Linked DNA regions of Homo sapiens: all the other regions are linked to region 1. Evidence: read pairs that join two places in POLR2A ChIA-PET (ENCODE). Cell type or tissue: OCI-LY7. All regions are shown on one strand. Links, peaks and the distances in the headings refer to the core of each region. The heading gives the core; the rest is flanking DNA.

The links. Peaks named below come from ENCODE experiments on the same cell type or tissue, not always from the same donor. Only the 100,000 strongest peaks of a DNase experiment are listed, where the experiment ranks them.
Region 2: POLR2A ChIA-PET joins it to region 1 with 5 read pairs; 4 of 35 experiments call an interaction of 5 or more read pairs at or near these places.
Region 3: POLR2A ChIA-PET joins it to region 1 with 5 read pairs; 6 of 35 experiments call an interaction of 5 or more read pairs at or near these places.

The regions. Positions count from the first base shown.
Region 1 is chr4:70,926,017-70,936,571 of GRCh38, reverse strand. The region is part of intron 1 of MOB1B (MOB kinase activator 1B); the gene reads right to left. Among named protein-coding and RNA genes, the nearest start is that of MOB1B, 29 kb to the right of the region's middle. In OCI-LY7, for the core only: no CTCF peak of the experiment used is centred there; DNase peaks (open chromatin) are centred at 5,521 and 5,821; H3K4me3 peaks cover 1,738 bases; H3K27ac peaks cover 2,733 bases.
Region 2 is chr4:70,873,454-70,884,008 of GRCh38, reverse strand. No RefSeq gene overlaps it. Among named protein-coding and RNA genes, the nearest start is that of MOB1B, 24 kb to the left of the region's middle. In OCI-LY7, for the core only: no CTCF peak of the experiment used is centred there; no DNase peak of the experiment used is centred there.
Region 3 is chr4:70,658,118-70,663,117 of GRCh38, reverse strand. JCHAIN (joining chain of multimeric IgA and IgM) reads left to right here. Exons shown (of 4, transcript NM_144646.4): 2 at 903-1,026. Among named protein-coding and RNA genes, the nearest start is that of JCHAIN, 5.9 kb to the left of the region's middle. In OCI-LY7, for the core only: no CTCF peak of the experiment used is centred there; DNase peaks (open chromatin) are centred at 1,606 and 2,787; H3K4me3 peaks cover 4,868 bases; H3K27ac peaks cover 4,742 bases.

The DNA.
Region 1 (10,555 bases), core at 2,832-7,831:
ACCAACAATACAGACTGGAGCAGGTCAAAAAACTCCAACATAGGTTTGTTCAAAAAGATCGAATGAGCCAGGCACGGTGCCTCATGCCTGTGATGCCAGTGCTTTCAGAGACCAAGGAAGGACAGCTTGAGGCCAGGAGTTCAAGACCAGCCTAGTGTTTTGCTGAAAGTTTTACTTTCAGTTTGGGTTTGAGGATTTGCAAGCAAAAGAAACCACAATATTACACTTAAATGCAGTTCAAAGAAAAGTTTAATGATTAGCATAGCAAAAGAGTATACTGGTGGCTCATGCCTGTAATTCCAGCAATCCCAGCACTTTGGGAGGCTGAGGTGGGCGGACTGCTTGAGCTCAGGAGTTCGAATACAGCCTGGCCAACATGGCAAAATTCTGTCTCTACTAAAAATACAAAAATTAGTGTACCGGCCGGGCGCGGTGGCTCACACCTGTAATCCCAGCACTTTGGGAGGCCGAGGCGGGCGGATCACGAGGTCAGGAGATCGAGACCATCCCAGCTAAAACGGTGAAACCCCGTCTCTACTAAAAATACAAAAAATTAGCCGGGCGTAGTGGTGGGCGCCTGTAGTCCCAGCTACTTGGGAGGCTGAGGCAGGAGAATGGCGTGAACCCGGGAGGCGGAGCTTGCAGTGAGCCGAGATCCCGCCACTGCACTCCAGCCTGGGCAACAGAGCGAGACTCCGTCTCAAAAAAAAAAAAAAAAAAAAAATTAGTGTACCAGGCATGGTGGTACACACCTGTAGTCCCAGCTACTCCAGAGGCTTGAGGTGGGAGAATCGCCTAAGCTCAGGAGGCAGAAGTTGCAGTGAGCAGTGCAAGGAGGCAGAAATTGCAGTGAGCCACTGCACTCCAGCTTGGGTGACAGAGTAAGACCCTGTCTCAAAAGAAAAAAAAAAAGAGTATAATGGTTAACTTAGCAAAGACTAAAGTGAGAGAAAAGGAAAATACACACACACACATTCACCAAGTTGAGGAAAATACCTACATTCAGATTAAGCAGTGTCGGGAAGTCCTAGAACAGCCATCTGGAGTTCCAACTGAAATGAGTTCCAGGCAATGTGTGCTTACTCCACAGGCGAGACTTCAGAGAGCAATCAGAGGGTCCCAGTTTATGTTGCCAAGCCGCTAACTGAAATTATCAGCTACGTGCAAATATGCAGCTCTAAAGGTTTAATTCATAATGCTTAATTTTTTACTTTGTGTGTCTTCGGATGGTATGAAACCTAGAGAATTGCCCAGATTCCCTAGGTTTGAGAAGTTCCACGGTATACTCCCTTTCTTATCTGAAGTTTTTCAGGACTGGTGGGTGTTTAATCTCCATGTAGGCTGTAGCCCACATAGGGTCATTTGTTGGTCAGAGGCCTAGCATTTCTTCTGAAGGCTGAACAAGACTAATACAATTTTAAACTCCTTATATCTGGGCAACATAGCAAGCCCTCATCTCTACAAAAAAATTTAAAACATTAGTCGGGCATACTGGCATGCACTGCACCTGTAGTCCCAGCTAGGCAGAAGGATCATTTGAGCCCAGAAGTGGGAGGCTACAGCTATGATCTGCCATATTCTAGCCTCGGCAACAGAGAGAGACCCTGTCTCTAAAAATATACATATAATAATAATAATTAATCTTAAAAATTAAAAATAATTTTTTTAATTATAAGAAAAGAATTTAAATATGTGTGAAGGTTAACTGGGGGAGTATTTGAGGATAAAAGACTAATGAATACATATGAAATTAAACAAAACAATTACGGAGACAGCATCAAGTTATGCATAAGAGGAAAAATAAAATTATATTCCAGGCTGGGTGGGGTGGCTCACACCTGTAATCCCAACACTTTGGCATGCTGAGACAGGCAAATCACTTGAGGTTAGGAGTTCGAGACCAGCCTGGCCAACATGGTGAAACCCTGTCTCTATTAAAAATACAAAAAAATTAGCCAAGCATGGTGGCAGTCGCCTGTAATCCCAGCTACTCGGGAGGCTGAGGCAGAAGAATCACTTGAATCTGGAAGGCAGAGGTTGCAGTGAGCCAAGATCGCACCACTGCACTCCAGCCTGGAGTGACAGAGCAAGACTCGGTCTCAAAAGAAAAAAAAAATTATATTCCAGTACTTGGCTCAACTGTCCACAGTGTTTACATAATATATATTGAAAAGTTGGCAGAATGGGGCCGGGCACAGTGGCTCATGCCTGTAATTCCAGCACTTTGGGAGGCTGAGGCAGGTGAATCACTTGAGGCCAGGAGTTCGAGACCAACCTGGCCAACATGGTGAAACCCCATCTCTACTAAAAATACAAAAATTAGCCAGGCACATGTGGTACATGCCTGTAATCCTGGCTACTCGGTAGGCTGAGGCAGGAGAATCACTTGAACCCAGGATGCAGAGGTTGTAGTGAGCAGAGATCGTGCCACTGCACTCCAGCCTGGGCAACAGAGCGAGACTTCACCTCAAAAATAAATAAATAAATAAAATAAGTTGCAGAATGAGAAGTATGTATGTGGTATTTGCAAAACTTTTTTTCTTCTTTGTAGAGACAAGATCTTTGCCATGTTGACCAGGCTGGTCTTGAACTCCTGGCCTCAAGTGCTCCACCTGCCTCGGCCTCAGAAAGTGTTGGGATTACAGGCGTGAGCCACTGCACCCAGCCCTATGTGGTAAGAGAGGGGTGAAACCTTTTCCTCCACAATAAGGATTCAATAATTGGCCAGGCACAGTGGCTCACACCTGTAATCCCAGCACTTTGGGAGGCCAAGGTGGACGGATCATAAGGTCACGAGTTTGAGACCAGCCTGGCCAACATGGTGAAACCCCATCTCTACTAAAAATACAAAAATTAGCCAGGCGTGGTAGCGGGAGCCTGTAATCCCAGCTACTCGGGAAGCTGAGGCAGGAGAATCGCTTGAACCCGGGAGGCGGAGGTTGCAGTGAGCCGAGATCACACCATTGCACTCCAGCCTGGTTGACAGAGCAAGACTCTGTCTCAAAAAAAAAAAAAAAAAAAAAAAAAAAGAGTTATTTTTATTACAAGCCCTATAGAACTATTTGACTCTAAATTAAACTACGTACATGAAGAACACTGACAAAAATAAAGTTTTTTAAGTTTGAAAGCCTAATTAAAACTAGTTTGAATGCTTAATCAAAACATGGTAATAAAATGGATTATGTATAGAAATGTTAGTAAACTGCTCTGTTTTTAAAACCTAAATATACTATATAATTGATATGGTTTGGTTTTGTGTCCCTACCCAAATCTCATGTCTTAGTGTTGGAGGAGGGGCGTGGTGGGAGGTAATTGGATCATGGGGATGGACTTCCCGCTTGCTGTTCTTGTGACAGTGATTTTGTTCTCCTGAGATCTGGTGGTTTAAAAGTGCTTAACACTTGCCCCTTTGTTCTCTCTCTCTCCTGTCACCATGTGAAGAAGTGCTTGCTTCCCTTTCCCCCTTCTGCCATGATTGTTAAGTTTCCTGAGGCCTCCCCAGCCATGCCTCCTACACAGCCTGTGGAATTGGGAGTCAGTTGAACCTCTTTTCTTTATAAATTACCCAGTCTCTGGTATTTGTTCACAGCAGTATGAGAACAGACTAATACAATAATATAGATATATGACCCAGCGTTCTTACAGTATACTATAGATAAGTCAAAACCATCTATACAAATGGAGACTTTTCATTCTAATGGCATCCTAATTAGCTAGCTGGTAGCTGCTACTGCTATCATCCTTAGTGCTATTACCAAAATTGTTTCAAAAACATCCACATTAGAAACACTGCTACATTCAATCAATGTGATATACCAATGGCCCCTAAGGAAAACAAAAGCCAGAAACATGTACCACGTTGTAATTTACAAAACCAACAAGCAGCATGGGGCAGTGGAAAAACACAGACTGATGGAGTCCTATGGCTCTGGAATCACACTGCAACTCCACAATTTAGTGAGAGAGTTGATTTACTTCCCAGCCTCTCTAGAACCTTATTTGCCTCATCTACAAAATGGAGAGACCAGCATGCTGCAAGAGTTTTCCCAAGGATTAGAAATCAGAAAATAAAATACTAGTGCAATGCCTGGCACAAAGATCAATAAAACCCATTTACTATTATTATTTAACTCAGGCATTACCTACTTCATGTGGTTAAAAAAAAGAAAGAAAAAGAAAAAAATTCCTTGATTTTTGCTGTTGGATCACCTAGACTGGAAATGCTGATCTGTCTAGTACTAGTTACGTGATTCCAGGTAAGCTATTTAATTGCTTGACTGCAATCATTTTGATTGCAAATCATATAATCTACATGATGGATGATATGATTTCTCTTATAATCTGAAAATTAAATTATATATATAGAAATATAGAGCACCACTTGGCATACAATCGATATTCAATAATTAATACCAGCTAAATAGATCTGTACCATCTCTTTATCCTTGGTAGCTACTAGAGGCCTGCTCCACAGATACAGGCTTGAGTTATATCTACATATTGTACATTTTTAACAAGAAACTGCGAAAAGAGCAGAAAACCAGCCAGGTGCAGTGCCTCATGCCTACAATCCCACTAGTTTGGAAGGCCGAAGTGGGAGGATTGCTTGAGCCCAGGACTTCGAGACTAACCTGGGCCACACAGTAAGACCACGTCTGAACAACAACAACAAAACTTAGCCAGGCATGGTGCATGTGCCTGTACTCCCAGCTACTTAGGAGACTGAGATGGGAGGATTGCTTGAGCCCACGAGTTCGAGGCTGCAGTGAACTACCATCGCCCCACTGCACTCCAGCCTCAGAGTGACATCCTGTCTCTGAAAGGTGGAAAATTGTCTTAATGTCATAAAATTCAACTAAAATAAGACACTTGGAATTCTTGGTAATCAAAATTAGTCTCACCAGAATGTATTTATACAGTTGACAAAGTGTGACCTCAGAAAATCATAAAACCCAAAGCAAATATTTCATCTAAAAACAAAGAGGCTGGACTAGAAATTTTTCCAACCCTAAAAAATCACTAAAGGTAATCTATTTATTCAGAGGTCTGATCTCATTCTGACCAGTTCCACAAGCCAATCATAAATCTTCTCTAACATGTTTAGGAAGAAAGCCTGCATGTTGTCAAATAAAAACTGTTATTTTATGAATAAGAAAAAGAGACACAAAAGTACGATGATTTTGCCCAAATTATAAGTTTTGTAACTACCACCACCTAAAGTCTAAGTCCTACCTCTTTGAGCCTGATTTACAGGGGCATACACAGTTCTAGACATATTCTTTCAGAATGTAACTGCAAATCATAAGAAGACTTGAATTATTCTATACAACTGAGCCAAAACATTTATTTCATTAAAGCTAATTTCATTCTCCCCTTTCTGTCTGGGAAGCTAACAGATCTTTCAGATCACCAATGCTTTAAGCATGAGCTTATGGTACCCAAGCACAGGACAACCATGATTTCTCTAAACAAAGTCTAACAAAAGCAGCTAGTGGTTATCAGTGTGATGTCAGGAAAGGCCCACTGTGAAAGTAATATACAGATGCAATCAAACCTGGGACACAAGGCAGAGAAACAGCTGTGTTAAAAAAAAAAAAAAAAAAAAAGGAAAGGTACAATTAAAAATGTTTAAAGAAGTCCCTTTAGTGCTAATACAGTCAACTGCAAAAGTGACATTTCACATTATTTGAGACGTTGCAATGCTCCCCAATACCTAGAATGGGTTTCGACTCTGACCATTTAAACTAAGAGAGGATAACAGAAATAAGTGAAAACCATCAGAGGGAAAAAAAGAAAAAAATGCACAAAACTAAATGCAAAAATCCTCCCTCTTCCTCTTTTTGAAATAAGTGAAATGCAAGCACAGTTGTCAGACCTGACATTTAAAAAAAGAAAAAATTCATTAAGCTACCAGGGTTTCACACATACAATCATGCACAGTATTTACTGATTTTACTAATAAAAAAAGGTAGAGTGTTCTGAGTTGTTGTAACATATAAATTACTCTTAATAGTTCAACTTGTAAATACTCAAAAATAACAAGCATGCCATAAAAGCATATTCTTCACATGCACTAGCAATTGGACACGACTGTTTACTCATACTTTGGGGAAAGAGTTACTAAAAGAAAAAAACTCTTCATCCTGAAATAATCAGAAACTAAAAACCCTGGCATAGCTTTCTAACAGACTCCATGAGAAAAGCAATAAAAGAATTAAGAGAAGTAAGTGAAAAGTAACTTTAAATCTACCCCCAGAATTTAGTTATTTTTAGAGCTCCACATATGCCATCTGCCTCCCAAACATGTTTATGTACACTAAATTATCAGTTTATTGCCTGTAGTAAAATATCAAAAAAAAACTAAGAAACAAGATATACACTGAGTTAAATATCTCAGTTTGTGAAATCCACCCTTATAGACTATACTATATGCTAATTTCGAAAAAAGCATTATTTTTCTAGTAAATTGTTAAAACTTCATTTTAAATCTAAATTTTAAATTTTAAAACTTCATTCTGGCCAGGCACGGTGGCTCATGCCTGTAATTCCAACACTTTGGGAGGCTGAGACGGGTGAATTGCTCAAGCCCAGGACTTCAAGACCACCCTGGGCAACATAGGGAGACGCTGTCTCTACAAAAAATTTTAAAAATTAAGGCTGGGCGCAGTGGCTGTATTAAGGGAGGCCGAGGCGGGCGGATCACAAGGTCAGGAGATCGAGACCACGGCGAAACCCCGTCTCTACTAAAAATACAAAAAATTAGCTGGGCGCAGTGGCGGGTGCCTGTAGTCCCAGCTACTCGGGAGGCTGAGGCAGGAGAATGGCGTAAACCCAGGAGGCGGAGCTTGCAGTGAGCCAAGATCGCGCCACTGCACTCCAGCCTGGGCGACAGAGTGAGACTCCATCTCAAAAAAAAAAAAAAAATTAGCTTGGTGTGGTGACGTGTACCTGTGGTCCCAGCTACTCAGGAGGCTGAGGTAAGAGGATCATCTGAGCCCAGGAGGTGGAGGCCACAATAAGCAGTTGTTGGGCCACTGTGCTACAGACTCAGCCACAGAGCAAGACCTTATCTCCAAAAATAAAATAATAAAATTAAATTGGCCAGATGCAGTGGCTCACACCTGTAATCCTTCGGGAGGCCAAGGTGGGCAGATCACTTGAGGTCAGGAGTTGGAGATCAGCCTGGCCAACATGGGAAAATCCCTTGTCTACTAAGAACACAAAAATTAGCCGGGCGTGGTGGCACACACTTGTAATCCCAGTTACTTGGGAGGCTAATGCAGGAGAAACACTTGAACCTGGGAGGTGGAGCTTGCAGTGGGCCAAGATCACGCCACTGCACTCCAGCCTGGGTGACAGCAAGATTGTCTCAAAAAAAAAAAAAAAAAAGAAAGAAAGAAAAGAAAAAGAAGAAAAGAAATACAGGGGACAGAAATTATTTGGAAGTACCTTTACTATTATCTTGTTTATTTGGCATTAATTTTAAAAGTCCAAGAAGCTTTCATGACTCTTTTTCTTAATGATGCAATGATAGTGGGAATGCAGGGAAATGAGCACTCTCATTCCCTGGTAGAGGGAACACAATTTACAGGGCACATTGGAAAATAGGAAACTTGTGCCTGGTATATGACAATCCTGTAAAGAAGGTCTCTACAAAACTATGTGATAAAGATACAATAAATAAGGCTGAGTGCAGGGGCTCACGCCAGTAATATCGGCATTTTGGGAGGCCAAGGTGGGAGGATCACTTGAACCTAGGAGTTCAAGACAAGCCTAGGTAACATAGCAAGACCCCGTGTCTATTAAAAAAAAGTTTTTTTATTATAAAAATCCAATAAATAGGTATTCTAAACTCTTCTGTGCACAGTAGCCACCTTTTAATATTTTCCCTAAAATCTTTACAATGGAAAAACATACAACAGACTGAGGAGAATCACTCATACTCTCACCACCCGTGATGAAATTCTTGAAAATGTCAGGCCACGTGTGGTGGCTCATACCTGTAATTCCAGCACTTTGGGAGGCTGAGGCGGTGGATCACGAGGTCAAGAGTTCGAGACCAGCCTGAACAACATGGTGAAACTCCATCTCTACTAAAAATACAAAAAATTAGCCGGGCATGGTGGCACGCGCCTGTAATCCCAGCTACTCAAGAGGCTGAAGCAGGAGAATCGCTTGAACCCGGGAGGCAGAGGGTGCAGTGGGCCGAGATCACACTACTGCATTCCAGCCTAGGTGACACAGCAAGACTCCATCTCAAAAAAAAAAAAAACAAAATTCTTGAAAATGTCATTGATTAGTCAGGAAAAAAAATTGTTACTAAGAGGCACTATGCTAGGTGGTAGAGATTTAAAACAAACATTTTTTGAAAATGCCCCATCTTCAAAGAGATCATACACATGACAGTGGGTGGAGTACAATGTCTTTTTGGAAAGGACTATGATAAGGACTATAAAGGGCACTGAAATGGTATCTAACAAACTGGGAAGGGGGCACAGGCCAGGGAAAAAGTTGGCTCCTGAGCTAAAGAAATGGGGGTGGGGAGGAGAAGAATAACAGCCAGAATAACAGGAACGGCATTTACAAAGGCAGAAAGATGGAGCAAAGCAGGTTGAGAGAAATGCAAATAAAATCACTGAACACTGTGGGGGAGGGATGTTAGAGCAGGAAGGCACGGATGAGGCTGGAGTGGTAAGCAAACATCTCAGGGAGGCCTTCTATGCCTTGGAGTTTTGCAGACCACTTCCAGCCCATTCCAATATCTACCTGAAATGCCCAAGTGAACTACAGGAAGCGAGTGCACCGAAGGATTCCTACCACTTCCCCTCCATGTTAAAAACCAAGATGCTAAAGTGGAACAGCAGTGGCAGCAATGCCAAGAACAAGCAGGGGAGGCCCCCGCATCCACACAATAAAAACAGCATCTGACTAAAAACCGGAAGCTCAATTCGGCAAAATTCTTGCTGTTTTGAATAGGTGAATGCACTACACATATTTATAACTGTGGTATTGACGGCAATTTTTTTTTTTTTGAGACAGATTCTCACTCTGTTGCCCAGGCTGGGGTACAGTGGCATGATCTCAGCTCACTGCAACCTCCGCCTCCCAGGTTCAAGCGATTCTCCTGCCTCAGCCTCCCAAGTAGCTGGGATTACAGGCGAGTGCCACCATGCCTGGCTAATTATTGTATTTTTAGTAGAGACGGGGGTTTCATCATGTTGGCCAGGCTGGTCTCGAACTCCTGATCTCAGATGATCTGCCCACCTTAGCCTCCCAAAGTGCTGGGATTACAGGCATGAGCCACTGCGCCTGGCTGACAGCAATTTTTTTCTTTATATTCCTAATTTTTGATGAACACAGACTGCAATTATTTCACACATACACCCAAGAAAGTTTGTATACTCAATGCAATATCTTGCAGTGCAAGGGTCTTTAACCATCATTAGCCAGTGGACTTGGAACTGAGAGTTTAAAACAACCATTAAGGAGCACATCTATGTAACACGCTGGTCTCCAGTGCTAAGATTCTTGAGGACAGAGACCGCATCTTATTTCTTTTTTTTTTTTTCTTTTTTGAGACGGAGTCTTGCTCTGTTGCCCAGGCCGGAGTGCAGTGTCACAATCTCGGCTCACTGTAAGCTCCACCTCCTGAGTTTGCGCCATTCTCCTGCCTCAGCCTCCCAAGTAGATGGGACTACAGGCGCCCACCACCACGCCCGGCTAATTTTTTTGTATTTTTAGTAGAGACGGGGTTTCACCGTGTTAGCCAGGATGGTCTCGATCTCCTGACCTCATGATCCACCTCCCAAAATGCTGGGATTACAGGCGTGAGCCACTGCGCCCGGCACATCTTGTTTATTTCTAAACCCCTTCCTTTCTCCTCCCACCACCAGCAAGCACCTAACACTTCGCTTTTACACACAGGAGGTGTTCAATAAATGTTCATTTTATTATGCAATAATGCCATACATTTGTAAGACAGCTAAACAAAAAACTGGAATGCACAAACAGTTTATACACTGGGCTTGGGAATTTCATGAGTGGAGATAATGACAGTGTTTATACAGGACTCTGGTTTATGAAAAGCTTTCATATACATTCTGTCATTCAAGTCTCACATTAACCCAATGGAAGAAGCATTCGTTACCCTCCAGTAGGCAGAGGAAATAGAAACTAAGAAATTAAGTCATCTGCCCAAGGTCACATAGCTAGTGACAGACCAAAGACTCTGAATCTCGGATTTCCTCACTCATAGGCCACTGTTCTCTCCCATGACAATCTTCAGTTAATTAAAAAAAAAAAAAAAATGGCTGTAATCCCAGCACTTGGGAGGCCAAGGTGGACGGACTGCTTGAGCCCAGGAGTTCAAGACCACCTGGACAACATGGCAAAACCCTGTCTCTACAAAAGATACAAAAATTATCCAGGCATGGTGGCACACACCTAAAGTCCCGGCTACTCAGGAAGCTGAGGTGGAAGAATCACGAGCCCAGGAGGTTGAGGTTGCAGTGAGCTGAGAAGATACCACTGCATTCCAGCTTCGGTGACAGAGTGA
Region 2 (10,555 bases), core at 2,588-7,587, 52 kb after region 1:
TGGTCCCAGTGACATGGGAGGCTGAGTCAGGAGAATTGCTTAAGCCCAGGAGGTCGAGGCTGCAGTGAGCTGTGTTCACACTGCTGCACTCCAGCCTGAGCCACAGAGTAAGACGCTGTGTCAAAAAAAAAAAAAAGAAAACAAATGTAAGGGGCCAAAGATAACTATTGGATGCTAGTGACGAAATAAATTTTAAAATAGGCATAATACAATGCTGCTCTGCTGTGACTTAAATTTCATTTTGTTATTTATTATTATTATTTGAGATGGAGTTTTGCTCTTGTTGCCCAGACTGGAGTACAATGGTGCAATCTTGGCTCAACTGTAACCTCTGCCTCCCAGGTTCAAGCAATTCTCCTGCTTCAGCCTCCTGAGTAGCTGGGATTACAGGCACGTGCCACCACGCCTGGCTAATTTTTTGTATTTTTAGTAGAGACGGGGTTTCAACATGTTGGTCAGGCTGGTCTTGAACTCCTGACCTCAGGTGATCCACCCACCTTGGTGTCCCAAAGTGCTGAGATTACAGCCATTGAGCCACTGCACCTGGTTGCTGTGCCTTAAATTTCATACAGTGTTGTATTAGTTTCCAATTGCTGCTGTAACAAATTACTATAAACTTGGTGACTTAAGTTTATTATCTTACAATTCTGGAGGTCAGAAATCCAAAATGAGTTTAACTGGGCTAAAATCAAGGTGTCATCAGGCTGTGTTTCTTCTGGTGCCTCTACAAGATGACCTGAAAGTTTCCTTGCATTTTCTAACTTCTGGAGGCTACTTGCATTCCTTGGCTCATGGCTCCGTTCCTCCTTCTTCAAGGTAAAACACCACTTTGTTAACAGTGATGATATTATGGAATGATTTTCATTTTCTTCTTTTAGCATTTTCTGATGGTGCATGTACTCCTTTTACAGCATGAAAAAAGAAAATAACAAGAAGCTTCTCTTCAGAAAATAGTTTAGAGTTCTGTGCCAGTGGACATAGTGCACATAGTACAGATCAGCAGGGATCAAGGCTACTGAGATCTACTTGGAACTAGATCATGACCAATTTTGTAGCCTAAGTAATAATCTTAGCTTGATCTGATGAGCAGTGAAGAACAATGGTGTTTTTTAAAGCATTAGGTTACCAGGTTTGTAATTTAAAAAGAAGCTGTAATGATAGACTGTATTAAAATAAGCTTTACTACTACTTTGTAATCACCCCATTTAGATTTGCGAAGTATAATTTAATTGTCTCTATTGTTAGTTTAGCCCATTTCTTTATACCATCAGCACTGATATTCAACTTTTAATTCATTTTTCTTGGCAGCATTTTTATTTATTTATTTTTCGAGATGAGGTCTCACTGTGTTGCCCCGGCTGGTCTCGAACTGCGGGGCTCAAGCAATCCTCCTGTCTCAGGCTCTTGAGAAGCTGAGACTACAGGCATGCCCAGCTAATTCTCTTTTCTATGCTATGAAGATAAAACATTTATTTTAGACCCTCATGGATAAATGGCTGCATTATTCATTTTTCGCTTAAGACATAAACACAGATGACAAAAGATATCTGGTTGGTAATATAACACTGCTATTTCCAGTGAACCAGGTGTTTTTCAGTGGAAAATTGAGGTGGGAAAAATTTCAGCAAACTTTCATTATTTGTTAGTCCTCAATACACCATCATATGATATAGTATCTTCTTGACATTTGGCCAGGGTAAAACAGTAGTACTTCAGTAAGTTTGATTCTGAGGGACAGAATCTAGGGAACAGATTTTCAGAAACACTATCCTAGGGTCAGCCGAAGTTGCTGGGGAAGGAACTCATAGTGTGGGAATTCTGCCACCATACCTACTTTGACACATGGACTACCAAGGGAAAACTCCTTATCTATCTATTTTATAGTAAGTATTTATTAGGTTTTGTGTGAGATTAATTTGAAGGAAAAGACCTCGAGTTTAAAATTTTGGAACATACTATACTAGTCCTTTTTATTTTTTATTTTTTTGTAGAGACAAGGGTCTTGCCATGTTGACTAGGTTGGTCTCAAATTCCTGAGCCCAAGCCAACCACCCACCTCAGCCTCCCAAAGTGCTGGGATTACAAGTGTGACACTGTGCCTAGCCCTTACACTAGCCCATTTTTTTTTTAGGGTGGCATTAGAACCTAAAGCTCCCTACTCAGTTTATTATGAAATAATGGGTAGACTAGTTGTCTAGCTTAGCTCTTCATTTATCCCCTTTGTTTTGTAATGGATCCAGTTGGCTGGGCAGATAAGAATTTAAAAGTTGGTTTCAAGAGCACATTAGGTATTTCAAATATTTAGGGACTAAAGGAAATTAATCAGTGTTCCTTAATAATTATCAACCTGTCTGAAAAAAATGTTGTATTTCAGAAACGGCTTGCTTTGGTTGGGCTCAGTGACTCATGACTGTAATCCCAACACTTTGGGAGGCCAAGGTGGACAGATCATTTGAGGTCAAGAGTTCAAGACCAGCCTGGCCAACATGGTGAAACCCCATCTCTACTAAAAATGCAAAACTTAGTTGGGCATTGTGGCACGAACCTGTAATCCCAGCTACTCAGGAGGCTAAGCCAGGAGAATCGCTTGAACCTGGGAGGCAGAGGTTGCAGTGAACCGAGATTGTGCCATTGCACTCCAGTCTGGGTGACAGAGTGAGACTCCATCTCAAAAAAAAAAAAAAAAAAAAAGTGGCTTGCTTCTACTACTGAAAGCAATTTACCATCATGATATAATCCAACAAACACAAATTATTATAGTTACTTTAAACAAAATATATGGTTATAATTTCTGGCTTTTAAAATTACTCAAAACACTTTCTTGAATATAAATAACAAAGTACAAGCAAAACAACAACTGGATTTATTTCTCATTCCTGACAAAAGTAATCAAGTCTTCTTATCAAACGGTACACTGAAAGGAGAAAAGCAGATTATTTACTTTTCACTATATTAACAGAATTCTATTCTCTTGCTCGAGAGTGTATTTTGTAATAAGCTCTTTTTAGTATAAGAATTTTACTTTTTAAAAAACTGACCAGTGACTACCAAGCAATAGATGAGTTCTGTCTACTCAGCATTAACCTTCCAAAAAATTCATCTTAATTTTACTTTACTAAAACGTTCTAATAAGTCAATGAAAAATCAGGCCTACATTTTGTATGAAATATGAGACTGTCTGTAAGTTTCTATTTAACTGCATGAAAGAAACACCATTTTATTTTTTTTAAGTGGAATGGCATAACTAAAGTCAAGGTTGCTTTCACACAAAACACACATTGTATTAACGGAGCATATCAACATTGCTGCAACTCGAACTCTACCTCTTATTCAGGTCTAAGCTAATGAAACTAAATTTCAAATAGAAAATATGATAGTTCTAAAAATATCTACTCACAGCAACCAGTTAACAAAGAAGGATCGGGCAAGATCATGCATTGGAATTGAGCAAATATGCATCTTTTCAATTTTTTTGAGATGATAGTGATTTTTATTTTCATTTCCAAAAACTACTTATCAGAGGGCCAGGCATGGTGGCTCATGCCTGTAATTCTAGCAGTTTGGGAGGCCGAGGAAGGCAGATCACCTGAGATCAAGAGTTCGAGACCAGCCTGGCCAACATAGTGAAACCCGGTCTCTACTAAAAATAAAAAAATTAACTGGGTATAGTGGCATGTGCCTGTAATCCCAGCTACTTAGAAGGCTGAGGTAGGAGAATCGCTTGAACCCAGGAGGCAGAGGTTGCAGTGAGCCGAGATCACGCCACTGCACTCCTGCCTTGGCAACACAGCAAGACTCCGTCTCAAAAAACAAACAAACAAACAGCAACAACAACAAAAAACTACTTAGCTGGGTGCGGTGGCTCACACCTGTAATCCCAGCACTTAGGGAGACAGAGGCAGGTGAATCGCCTGAGGTCAGGAATTCAAGACTAGCCTGGCCAACATGGTGAAACCCTGCCTCTACTAAAAATACAAAAATTAGCCAGGTGTGATGGCAGGTGCCTGTAATCTCAGCTACTTAGGAGGCTGAGGCAGGAGAATCACTTGAACCCAGGAGGCAGAGGTTGCAGTGAGCCAAGATCCTGCCATTGCACTCCAGCCTCGGTGACAAGAACGAAACTCCCTCTCAAACAACAGCAACAACAAAAAACTGGCCAGGCGCAGTGACTGATGCCTGTAATCCCAGCACTTTGGGAGGCAGGAGGCGAATCACGAGGTCAGGAGTTTGAGACCAGCTTGGCCAACATGGTGAAACCCCGTCTCTACTAAAGATACAAAATATTAGCTGGGCATGGTGTCACGCACCTGTAATACCAGCTACTCAGGAGGCTGAGGCAGGAGAATTGCTTGAACCCGGGAGGCGGAGGTTGCAGTGAGCCAAGATCTCACCATTGCACTCCAGCCTCGGTGACAGGGTGCGACCCCGTCTAAAAAACAAACAAACAAAACAAAACAAAACAAAGACTTATCAGAAGAATGGTAAAGGAACAGCAGCAGAGCCTGAGCAGGCAAATGTTTCCTGGTTTAATCTATCTTTGCCTTATTATTTTAGGGGAGCCAGTGCTCCCATCTCTGTCTACTAAAGTTTAAATCTTCAATTTTTGAAGATATATTAATTATTGTACAGTCTAAACTTGTTGCAACAGGGAGATCTAAAAAAATACGGTGGCATAAACAAGACAGACATTTATTTTTTTAAATTTTATTTTATTATCCTTTTTTTTTGAGATGAAGTCTTGCTCTGTTGCCATGCTAGAGTGCAATGGCGTGATCTCCGCTCACTGCAACCTCCGCCTCCCAGGTTCAAGCAATTCTCCTGCCTCAGCCTCCCAGAAACCAGTAGCTGGGACTACAGGTGCACACCACCACACCCGGCTAATTTTTTGTATTTTAGTGGAGACGGGGTTTCACCATGTTGACCAGGATGGTCTTGATCTCCTGACCTCGTGATCTGCCCACTTCAGCCTCCCACAGTGCTGGGATTATAGGCGTAAGCCATCCTGCGCTGCTGAGACATTTATTATCTTTCAATTTTTATTGAGACAGGATCTCACTCTGTAGCCCGGGCTGGAGTGCAGTTCACTGCAGCCTTGACCTTCTGGACTCAGGTGATCCTCTCACTTCAGTCTCCTGAGTAGCTGAGACTACAGGTGTGTACCATCATGCCCAGCTAATTTTTTTTTTTTTTTGAGACAGAATCTCTCTCTGTCACCCAGGCTGGAGTACAGTGACACAATCTCGGCTCACTACAATTTCTGCCTCCCAGGTTCAAGTGATTCTCCTGCCTCAGGTACCTGGGACTACAGGCAGGCACCACCACGCCCAGCTAATTTTTGTATTTTTAGTAGAGACAGGGTTTCACCATATTGGCCAGGCTGGTCTTGAACTCCTGACCTCGTGATCTGCCCACCTCGGCCTTTCAAAGTGCTGGGATTACAGGCATGAGCCACCATGCCTGGCCATGACCAGCTAATTTTTGGAATTTTTTTTTTTTTTTTTTTAAAGAGACAGGGTCTGGCTGTGTTGCCCAGGCTGGTCTCTAACTTCTGGCTTCAAGTGATTCTTCTATCTTAGCCTCCCCAACTGCTGGCATTATGGGCACGAGGCACCATGCCCAGGCTCAAGATAGATATTTATATCTCTTTCATCTAACAGTTCAAAGATAGGTAGTTCTGGGCTGGTAAAGAGACTGCCATCTTCAACATGCGGCGTTTGTTTCAGGGTCCAAACTGGCTTACTTTTGCATCCCAGCCAAAAGAATGGAGGAAAGGACAAGTTGAAGGAATGCCAATTTTTTTAAGGAAAAGACCTGCTAGCAGCCGAAATATCTTCTGCTCACATTTGAACTTAGACAAATGGCCACAATTAGCTGTAATAGTTTTGCTGGGTAGCCTAACAAAAATTCCAGAGTGTCATTAAAGAATTGACTATCATCAGTCTCTGCTCTAATAATTTAGGTGTAGTCAAGACACTTGATCAGAGTTGTCTAGTTGTAGTGGCTCCAGGAAAGACATTCCCCTAGAATGAAACCTCCAGACTTTGGAAAAACACACTTCAGGAAAGGAGTATCAACACTTTGAGGCTGAAGTCTGTTTGACCGCACTTCACATAATGTATGTCTGATCAATGATGTGCATCAGGACATTCTTGCTAATTTTTTAATTTGGGAAAAACATTCACTCCTATGACTAATATAGTTATCTAAGGATTTGCTTGAAGATGATCTGGGAGTGGGTGGTGACAGAAGTAGTATGTAAAAATGAAACAAGATCAGCCATGCGTTGTTAATTTTTGAAGCTGATGATAAGCACATGCAGATTTATGATACTATTATCTCTTCTTCCGCATGTGTTTTAACTTTTCCATATGACAAAGTTTTAAATGGAAATAAATAATAATAGCTAAAATCCATATAGGGAACTACAGATTTGTAAACCTTTTTCATAGGTATTATCTTCATAAGAACTGAATAAATTTCATGGCAATTGTGAGCATTCTCCTCAATTTATCTTAAAGAATGGAAAATATAATTAAACAGTATAAATGTATTTATGAAATTCAAACAAATGTTAAAAGAGAAAGTTTAAAAGTGCTTAAAAATCATAGTTTAACAGTTTGTCATCTTTTTATTATCTATTTTTATTATCTTCCTAGTTAAATCCCTTTTAAGAATAAAATTCAGCCAGGTGCAGTGGCTCACGCCTATAATCCCAGCACTTTGGGAGGCTGAGGCAGGAGGATTGTTTGAGCCCAAGAGTTTGAGATCAGCCTGGGCAATAGAGTAAGACCCCATATCTAAAAGAAATAAAAAATTAGCTGGATGTGGTGGCATGTGCCTGCAGTCTCAGCTACTTGGGAGGCCGAGGCAGGAGTGCTTGAGCTGGAGAGGTTGAGGCTGCAGTGTTGTGTGATTACACCACTGCACTCAGCCTGGTGATGGAGCAAGACCTAATCTCAAAAAAAAAAAAAAAAGAATAAATTTATACGATGTTATATTACAGCAATTTATCTTCTGGGAAGAAAGGAAGAGAGTAAAGAACATAATCCTGTGTTACAATGTGGTGTAGTGTGAAGAGACTGAGGTTTGGAGTTAGAAATCTGACTTAAGTCTTTATTCTAATCTACTAGCTTTGGACTTTGGGCATGCCACTTAATTTCACTGCATCTTGGTTTTCTGATTTAACAAGTGCTGTTAATATTTACTTTGTAGGACTGTATTGAGGATAGGTGCATAATAAATGGTAACTATCATTATAAATAAATAGATCTATTTCTTTTTCCCTTTTTGGTTGAGGTTCCCAAAGTAGTGTTTCAAGGAAAAATACTCTCCAATTTTCCTAGTCTCCTTCTAGCTTTGATAGAATTCTCAGTGTCCAAGTCTAAAAAAATGCTTTCTTAGTCTGTCTTGTTACAATAAGGTATACCTGAGGCTGGGTAATTTATTTATTTATTTATTTATTTATTTTTGAGACAGAGCCTTGCTCTGTCACCCAGGCTGGAGTGCAGTGGCGGCCATCTCGGCTCACTGCAAACTCCGCCTCCCGGGTTCACGCCATTCTTGTGCCTTAGCCTCCCGAGTAGCTGGGACTACAGCGCCCGCCACCACACCTGGCTCATTTTTTGTATTTTTAGTAGAGACGAGGTTTCACAGTGTTAGCCAGGATGGTCTTGATCTCCTGACCTCGTGATCCGCCCGCCTCGGCCTCCCAAAGTGCTGGGATTAGAGGCGCGAGCCACTGCGCCCGGTGAGGCTGGGTAATTTATTTAAAAAACAGGTTTATCACAGTTTCACAGGCTGTACAAGAAGCATGGTTTCGGTATCTGCTTCTGCTGAGTCCCTCAGGCTGCTTCCACTTACAGCTGAAGGCAAAGAGGAGCCGGCATGTGCAGAGATCACGTGGCAAGAGAGGAAGAAAGAGGTGGGGTGGGGGGGGTGTTTTTTTTTACAGGCTCTTTTTAACAACCAGCTATTGGGGAAACTGATGGAGTGAGAACTTACTTACCCCCAAGGTGGGGAATTAATCTGTTCTTGAGGGATTTACCCCATGACTCAAACACCTCCCATTAGGTCCTATCTCCAACATGAAGGATCAAATTTCAACATGAGGTTTGGAGAGGACAAATATCCAAATTATAGCAGATCCCTTGGCCGGGCATGGTGGTGCACCCCTGTAATCCTAACACTTTGGGAGGCCAAGACAGGCAGATCATTTGAGTCAGGAGTTAGAAACCAGCCTGGGCAATATGGTGAAACTCTGTCTCTACCAAAAATACAAAAAATTAGCCGGGCATGGTGGTGCACGCCTATAATCCCAGCTACTCAGGAGGCTGAGGCAGGAGAATCGCTCTAACCTGGAAGGTGGAGTTTGCAGTGAGCCAAGATCACGCCACTGCACTCTAGCCTGGGTGATAGAGCGAGACTTTGACTCAAAGAAAAAAAAAAACTCACAAATTATAGCAGATCCCTATACTAACATTAAGAAGAACAAAGAATTCCATCTATACAGCATTATCTGTTGGTCAGTGAAATAAGGGTTAGGGAAAGCAACCTAACTTTGCTTCCAACGTAAGCCACAGAAGTCTTACAAAAACATAGTCTTATTACTGTTTTAAATTTTTATTATTGCTGTTGTTTTTTGAGACAGGGTCTCAATCTGTTGCCCAGGCTGGAGTGCAGTGGTAGGATCTCAACTCACTGCAAACTCTGCCTCCCAGGTTCAAGGTTTCTCGTGCCTTAGCCTCTCAAGGAACTGGGATTAGGGCAAGCCACCACACCTGGCTAATTTTTTTTTTTTTTTGTAGAGATGGAGTTTTGCCATGTTGCCCAGGCTGGTCCTGAACTCCTGAGCTCAAGTGATCCACCCTCCTCGGCCTCGCAAAATGCTGGGATTACAGGCATGAGCCATCCCACCCAGCCCATAGTCTTATTACTGAATCCAAGAGAGAATCCTGATAATTATATGTCTCTGTCTCAACAGATACATAACTGTATTTACTTTGGGAAAAAAAAATAAGGAAGTGAAAGATGCATTTTAATGAGAAAGAGGTGTCCGTTTTCATGCTCTGTAAGCTCCATGCAGACTGCTGAAGTCTTTGTTCCTTTGAACCCTAAATTGGTTATCACTTTCCATTCTGATAAAAATATGGATGAGGGCCAGGCACGGTGGCTTATGCCTCTAATCCCAACACTTTGGGAGGCCAAGGTGGGAGGATCACAACGTCTGGAGTTCGAGACCAGCTTGACCAATATGGTGAAACTCCGTCTCTACTAAAAATGCAAAAATTATTTGGGCATCGTGGCACGCACCTGTAATCCCAGCTACTCAGGAGGCTAAGCCAGGAGAATCGCTTGAACCCGGGCGGCGGAGGTTGCAGTGAGCCGAGATTGCGCCATTGCACTCCAGTCTGGGCAACAGAGTGAGACTCCGTCTAAAAAAAAAGGCTTGCTTCTACTGCTGAAAGCAATTTACCATCATGAAATAATGCACCACCACACCCAGCTAATTTTTGTATTTTCAGTAGGTTTCACCATGTTGGCCAGGCTTGTCTCAAACTCCTGGACTTAGTCATCCACCCACCTCAGGCTCTCAAAGCGCTGGGATTACGGGTGTAAGCCCCCACGCCCAGCCCCTCAGTGGTTTGTTATAAATCTGGGCTTTAGTTTTTATATACATATGAATACATATGCATATATTTTGCATATATATTTTTCTTTTCTTTCTTTCTTTTTTTTTTTTTCTTTTCTTGAGATGGAGTCTCACTCTGTCGCCCAGGCTAGAGTATAGTGGTGCAATTTCAGCTCACTGCAACCTCCACCTCCCAGGTTCAAGCAATTCTCCCTGCCTCAGCCTCCTGAGTAGCTGGGATTACAAGCATCCACCACCACCCCTGACTAATTTTTGTATTTTTAGTAGAAACGGGGTTTCACCATGTTGGACCAGGCTGGTCTCGAACTCCTGACCTCAGGTGATCCGCCCACCTCAGCTTCCCAAGGTGCTGGGATTACAGGCATAAGCCGCCAAGCCCAGACTATATTTTTCACATGTATGAAAATAATAAACCCTTCTTCTTTTAAAAATTTCTATAAATTTGCGATTAATGATACATGACTGGAAAGCAGGGAAAATACATAAAATTTGACATTAATTTATCCTATTTAACTTTTAATCAGTATTGGGCCTCCTGTCTCTAAATTAAAATTTGACACGGATTAATATCATTAGCCTAGTCTTAGAAAGCTGTAGAGAGAGAAACATCTTACATATTCACTCTATTTTGTCAATGCTAAAGTATTTTAAAGTGAATTAAAGCGTATGATTTCACCTTTGAGTATGTCAGCATACATGTCTAAAAAAACTTCCTGCATACCAAAATAACATGGTCATAAAAAAATGAATAATTCCTTAGTATCATCTAAAACCCCAGTCCATATACAAGTTTTTCCATTTATTCTCTAAAATGTTTTAGGACCACACTTTGCATCAGGTTGTTATGTCCCTATGTGTGCCTCAGCTGGAAAGCACAGCTTGAAACAAAATTTTATATGCTGCTAC
Region 3 (5,000 bases), core at 1-5,000, 270 kb after region 1:
TGTGTATTTATTCATTTATTCATTTTTTTTTCTGTATACAGGCATATTCAATTGAGATTGTACCTCATAATATTTCTAAATTGCTTTTGCAAATTTACAGCACTTTATATCTATATATACTCTATCTTTTAAAATAATTCTTTTTTTCCTTTTTTTTTTGAGATGAAGTCTCACTCTGTTGCCCAAGCTGGAGTGCAGTGGCACGATCTTGGCTCACTGCAACCTCCACCTCCCAGGTTCAAGTGATTCTCCTGCCTCAGACTCTTGAGTAGCTGGGACTACAGGCATGCACCACCATGCCCGGCTAATTTTTGTGTTTTTAGTAGAGATGGGGTTTCACTATGTTGGCCAGGCCGGTCTTGAACTCCTGACCCTGTGATCTGCCCGCCTCGGCCTCCCAAAGTCCTGGGATTACAGGCATGAGCCACTGCGCCCTGCTTAAAATAATTCTTATAAGAAATATAGCCTTTTTTTAAATTGAATCATGTACTATGATAATCTGATTGTTATTATGAAAAGGCAGATAATTGTGGTAGAGAATATTTAAAAGTCTTACAAAATAAGGTTATCTTGGATGAAAACATGCCTGTTCTTAACTATAATACAATTTATACAAAAAAAATTTAAGTACAAATGAGAGTTTAGGAAGGATGCGAAAATCAGAATTCTTTCAACCCAGATTCCCATAGACTGGTTCAAGAAAAAAGTGAAAATCCCTTTTAGAGTACCTTTGGATTTCCTTTACTGTGATGTAAGATTCTGCTTAGAGAACAAATGGAGAAAGCTGAGACAAACCAACCATAAAACTATTTTTCTGCAGGCAAGAAAGATAAAATAACTCAATACAAAATATATAAATTGACCTTTGTTTTCCTTTCTTTTTAATACGTTTACCTTTCAAGCCCAAGAAGATGAAAGGATTGTTCTTGTTGACAACAAATGTAAGTGTGCCCGGATTACTTCCAGGATCATCCGTTCTTCCGAAGATCCTAATGAGGACATTGTGGAGAGAAACATCCGAATTATGTATGTGGCATTCCATATTCCTTTTTTTCCTGTTCTAAGCAGAGATACTTTCTGACACTGAGCATTGTTTGAATGTAACACCTGCCTCTTTACTCCCCTTTTTGCTGTGTAGCACTTTACATGAGTAAAGAATTGAGTCTTATGAATGAGCTTGAGGCAATTTTATTGAAATTAGGGGTAAGAATGAAAGATTACAGCCAATCTAAAATCAGTGGGCTACATCAAATTATAAACAAAGGTTGTAATCTAGTCATCAACATGCACTGTTTATATGGAGTTATTTCTATTCATTTATTTTTGTTTGCTTGTTTTTGAGACAGGGTCTCACTCTGTCACCCAGGCTAGAGTGCAGTGGCAAGATTACTGCTTACTGCAGCCTCGAACTCCCAGGCTCAAGTGATCCTCCTCAGTAGATGGGACTACAGGCATGCACCACCCCACACCTGGATAATTTTTTATTTTTCTTTAGAGACAGGGTCTCACTATGTTGCCCAGGCTGTTCTCGAACTTCTGAGCTCAAGCGATCCTCCTGCCTTGGCCTCCCAGAGTGCTAGGATTACAGGCCTGAACCACCACGCCTGGCCAAGTTATTTCAATTTGAATCAGAACTTTCAGTTGCCTTTGATCAGTTCAAACTGAAACTTCAGATAACACTAAAGCCTTATTTTGTACCATATATAGATAACTGAGTCTTTTATACTGTAACCAGATGTCTGCATCGAGATAAGGCAGACTGATCACATTAATTTGATTTGATCTCACTTTTAGATTGGATTTCAGATATTCATTTCATTTCACACACAGTCCAGAGTTATATGCTATACAGCTCTTTTTCAATAGCAAGAATGCTAATACTATTTGAGAAATTAGATTTCTATTGGATCCAATCAGTTATAAGTTTTCCTTGTAAACCACTCCTACCTTAATAGTTTTTCCCCAATCAAATCTCCTATAGAAAGAGAACAGAGCATTCCATTCCATTCAATCAATGGAAAAAGTATAATGTGTTTAAGAATTTTGTTTTAAGTTCTGTCTGGGACACTTAATAGTTGTGTGTTTTTGTATGCAAGTTACTAATCTACTTTGAACTTCAACTTTTTCATCTTTAAATGAGGAAAAAAATCATGCTTAACTCATAGGATTATTGTAAAAATAAATAGAGAATATTCCTTTTAGAGCTTATATATTTCTGGGACATATTAAAAAATATTTACTATTATTTATTCACCTAATCTATGTGCCAATTATTGTCACCATCCTGCTTAAAAGTCTTGTGATGGTTTCCCCAACATTGACCTTAGGATATATTACAAATGCCTTGGCCTGATCTACAAAGCTTAGCATAACTCTCAAGATCATCCATTGCCACTTTTCTTTTACTTCATGTTTAAAAATTCAGCACTACTGGGGCTGGGCACGGTGGCTCATGCCTGTAATGCCAGCACTTTGGGAGGCCGAGGCGGGTGGATCACCTGAGGTTAGGAGTTTGAGACGAGCCTGGCCAACATGGTGAAACCCCGTCTCTACTAAAAATACAAAAATTATCCGGGCGTGGTGGCAGGTGCCTGTAATCCCAGCTACTCGGGAGGCTGAAGCAGGAGAATCACTTGAACCCGGAAGGCGGAGGTTGCAGTCAGCCAAGATCATGCCATTGCTGCACTCCAGCCTGGGGGACAAGAGCGAGACTTTCTCAAAAAAAAAAAAAAAAAAAAATTCAGCACTGCTGTAGTGTCTCTATTTCCCCACATTCACAGTGCTTTTACATCTGCTAGTTCCTCTGTTTGAAGAACTCTGTCCCACCCCTCTTAGCCTAGTTAACTCCTTCTCAATGTGCATGTCTTAGTTCAGCCATCACTTCCTCTAGGAGGTTTTCTTTGACCACTCAGATCCTGCCCACATAGCTTCGTGTTAGGGATAGAATAGCTGGAGTAGTGGGTAATTGGAAAGAATGGCATACATGACACTGGCACTTAAGCCATGTTGAAGAGTGTCTATCTTACGTTTAAACCTCCAGGAGATTTTTAAAATCTCCTCCATGATCTTCTAATTCATCTTTTTATTTTATGAAATGATTCTTTTTATATTACATTGTTTACTGAAATCAGATAATTCAGATATTTCATGACACTTTGCCTGATGTGTTGATCTTCTGTTCTGATTTCTGAAAGTATATTGCCATTGCTGTGCCATTATGGTATTATTATTATTATTCTTATCATTATTTTGAGATGGAGTCTCCCTCTGTCACCCGGGTTGGAATGCAGTGGTGCGATCTTGGCTTACTGCAACCTCTGCCTCCTGGGTTCAAACAATTCTCCTGCCTCAGCCTCCCCGAGTAGCTGGGACTACAGGCACGCACCACCATGCCCAGCTAGTTTTTTTTTGTATTTTTAGTAGAGATGAGGTTTCACCATGTTGGCCAGGCTAGTCTCGAACACTTGACCTCAGGTGATCTGCCCACCTTGGCCTCCCAAAGTGCTGAGACTGCAGGCATGAGCCACCGTGCCTGGCTTTTTTTTTTTTTTTTTTTTTTTTTTTTTTTGAGACAGAGTCTCACTCTGTTGCCCAGGCTGGAGTGCAGTAGCATGATCTTGGCTCACTGCAACCTCTGCCTCCCAGGTTCAAGCAATTCTTCTGCCTCAGTCTCCCTAGTAGCTGGAACTACATATGCACTCCTCATCGCCTGGCTAATTTTTGTATTTTTAGTAGAGACAAGGTTTCATCATGTTGGCCAAGCTGGGCTTGAACTCCTGACCTCAAGCAATCCACCTGCCTCAGCCTCCCAAAGTGCTGGGATTACAGGCGTGAGCCACCATGCCGAGCCTGCCATTATGGTATTATTCCCAACTCCATTACTTACTAAAATGATGTGACTTTGGGCAAGTTACTTAACTAGCCTTTTTCCTAAACTTTAAAAAAAGGGATAATTATGCATGTATGAATTTATACACATATACTTTATAGGGTTGTGAGGATTAAATACAATAATTCATAAAAGAACAGTGTTTGGCTTATAGTAGCCTCTCCTTTTTCTGATATTACTAGAGTCTTTACAGTCTTATTAAGAATAGTTTCATTCATTCATTCAACGAATGTTTATTTAGTAACTGCCAAATATTAAGGGTTGGTGGTGGGGATAAAACAGTTTATTTAAAATATAGTCCATTTCTTAAAAGAATTTATAGTCTAACAGGAAACCGTAAACAATTAAAACGGCAATTACAATTCTGTATTGTAAGTGCTATGATAGGAATGGGCATGGGTTGTTATAGGAGTACTGAGGAGGGGCACCCAGTCCAATCCTGGGGGAGAGGAGAAGGGTGGCAGTGGGAGGCAGGAAAGGGTGCTTGGAATAAGTGGTGGGATGGATGATGGCTGTTAGCTCAATAGGAGTTTGCTGGCTAAATGTGTGTGGGGAGTGAGAGAATTAATAGGTGGGGCAGGTCATTCCAGGAAAAGGAAACAGGATTGCTGTGACGATTATATGAGATCATCACGTAATATGCTTAGCATAGTACCAGGCACACTGTAACCAGTATTATATGTTAGAACTGTTATTGTTAAGATGGGAGATGAGAAAAGCATGGTACGTTTGTGGAATTGCAAGTGATTGTTTACAGCTGGCATGCATTGTAGATGGTGACATTGTGAGAGATGAAGCTGGAGAGTTAGGGGCATATTAGGATACGTGCCTTCTATGCTATTTGAGGATACCCTGTTATCTGTGGAGAGACACTAGAGGTTTTAAGCAGAGAAGGAAATTAAGCTTGCATTTTTAGAAAGGATGTTTGGCAATAATGTGGCCAGTGGTTTGAAGGGGTCAAGACAAAAGGAAGACATTGTTACAATCTAGGAGAGGATAGTGGTGTCCTGAATTAAGGCAGTAATAATGAGAAGAGAGGCAAGTGGATGGATTTCACACATGAAAATAATTAGAATCAACTGGACTGTGAGATTGATTAGATATGTGACAG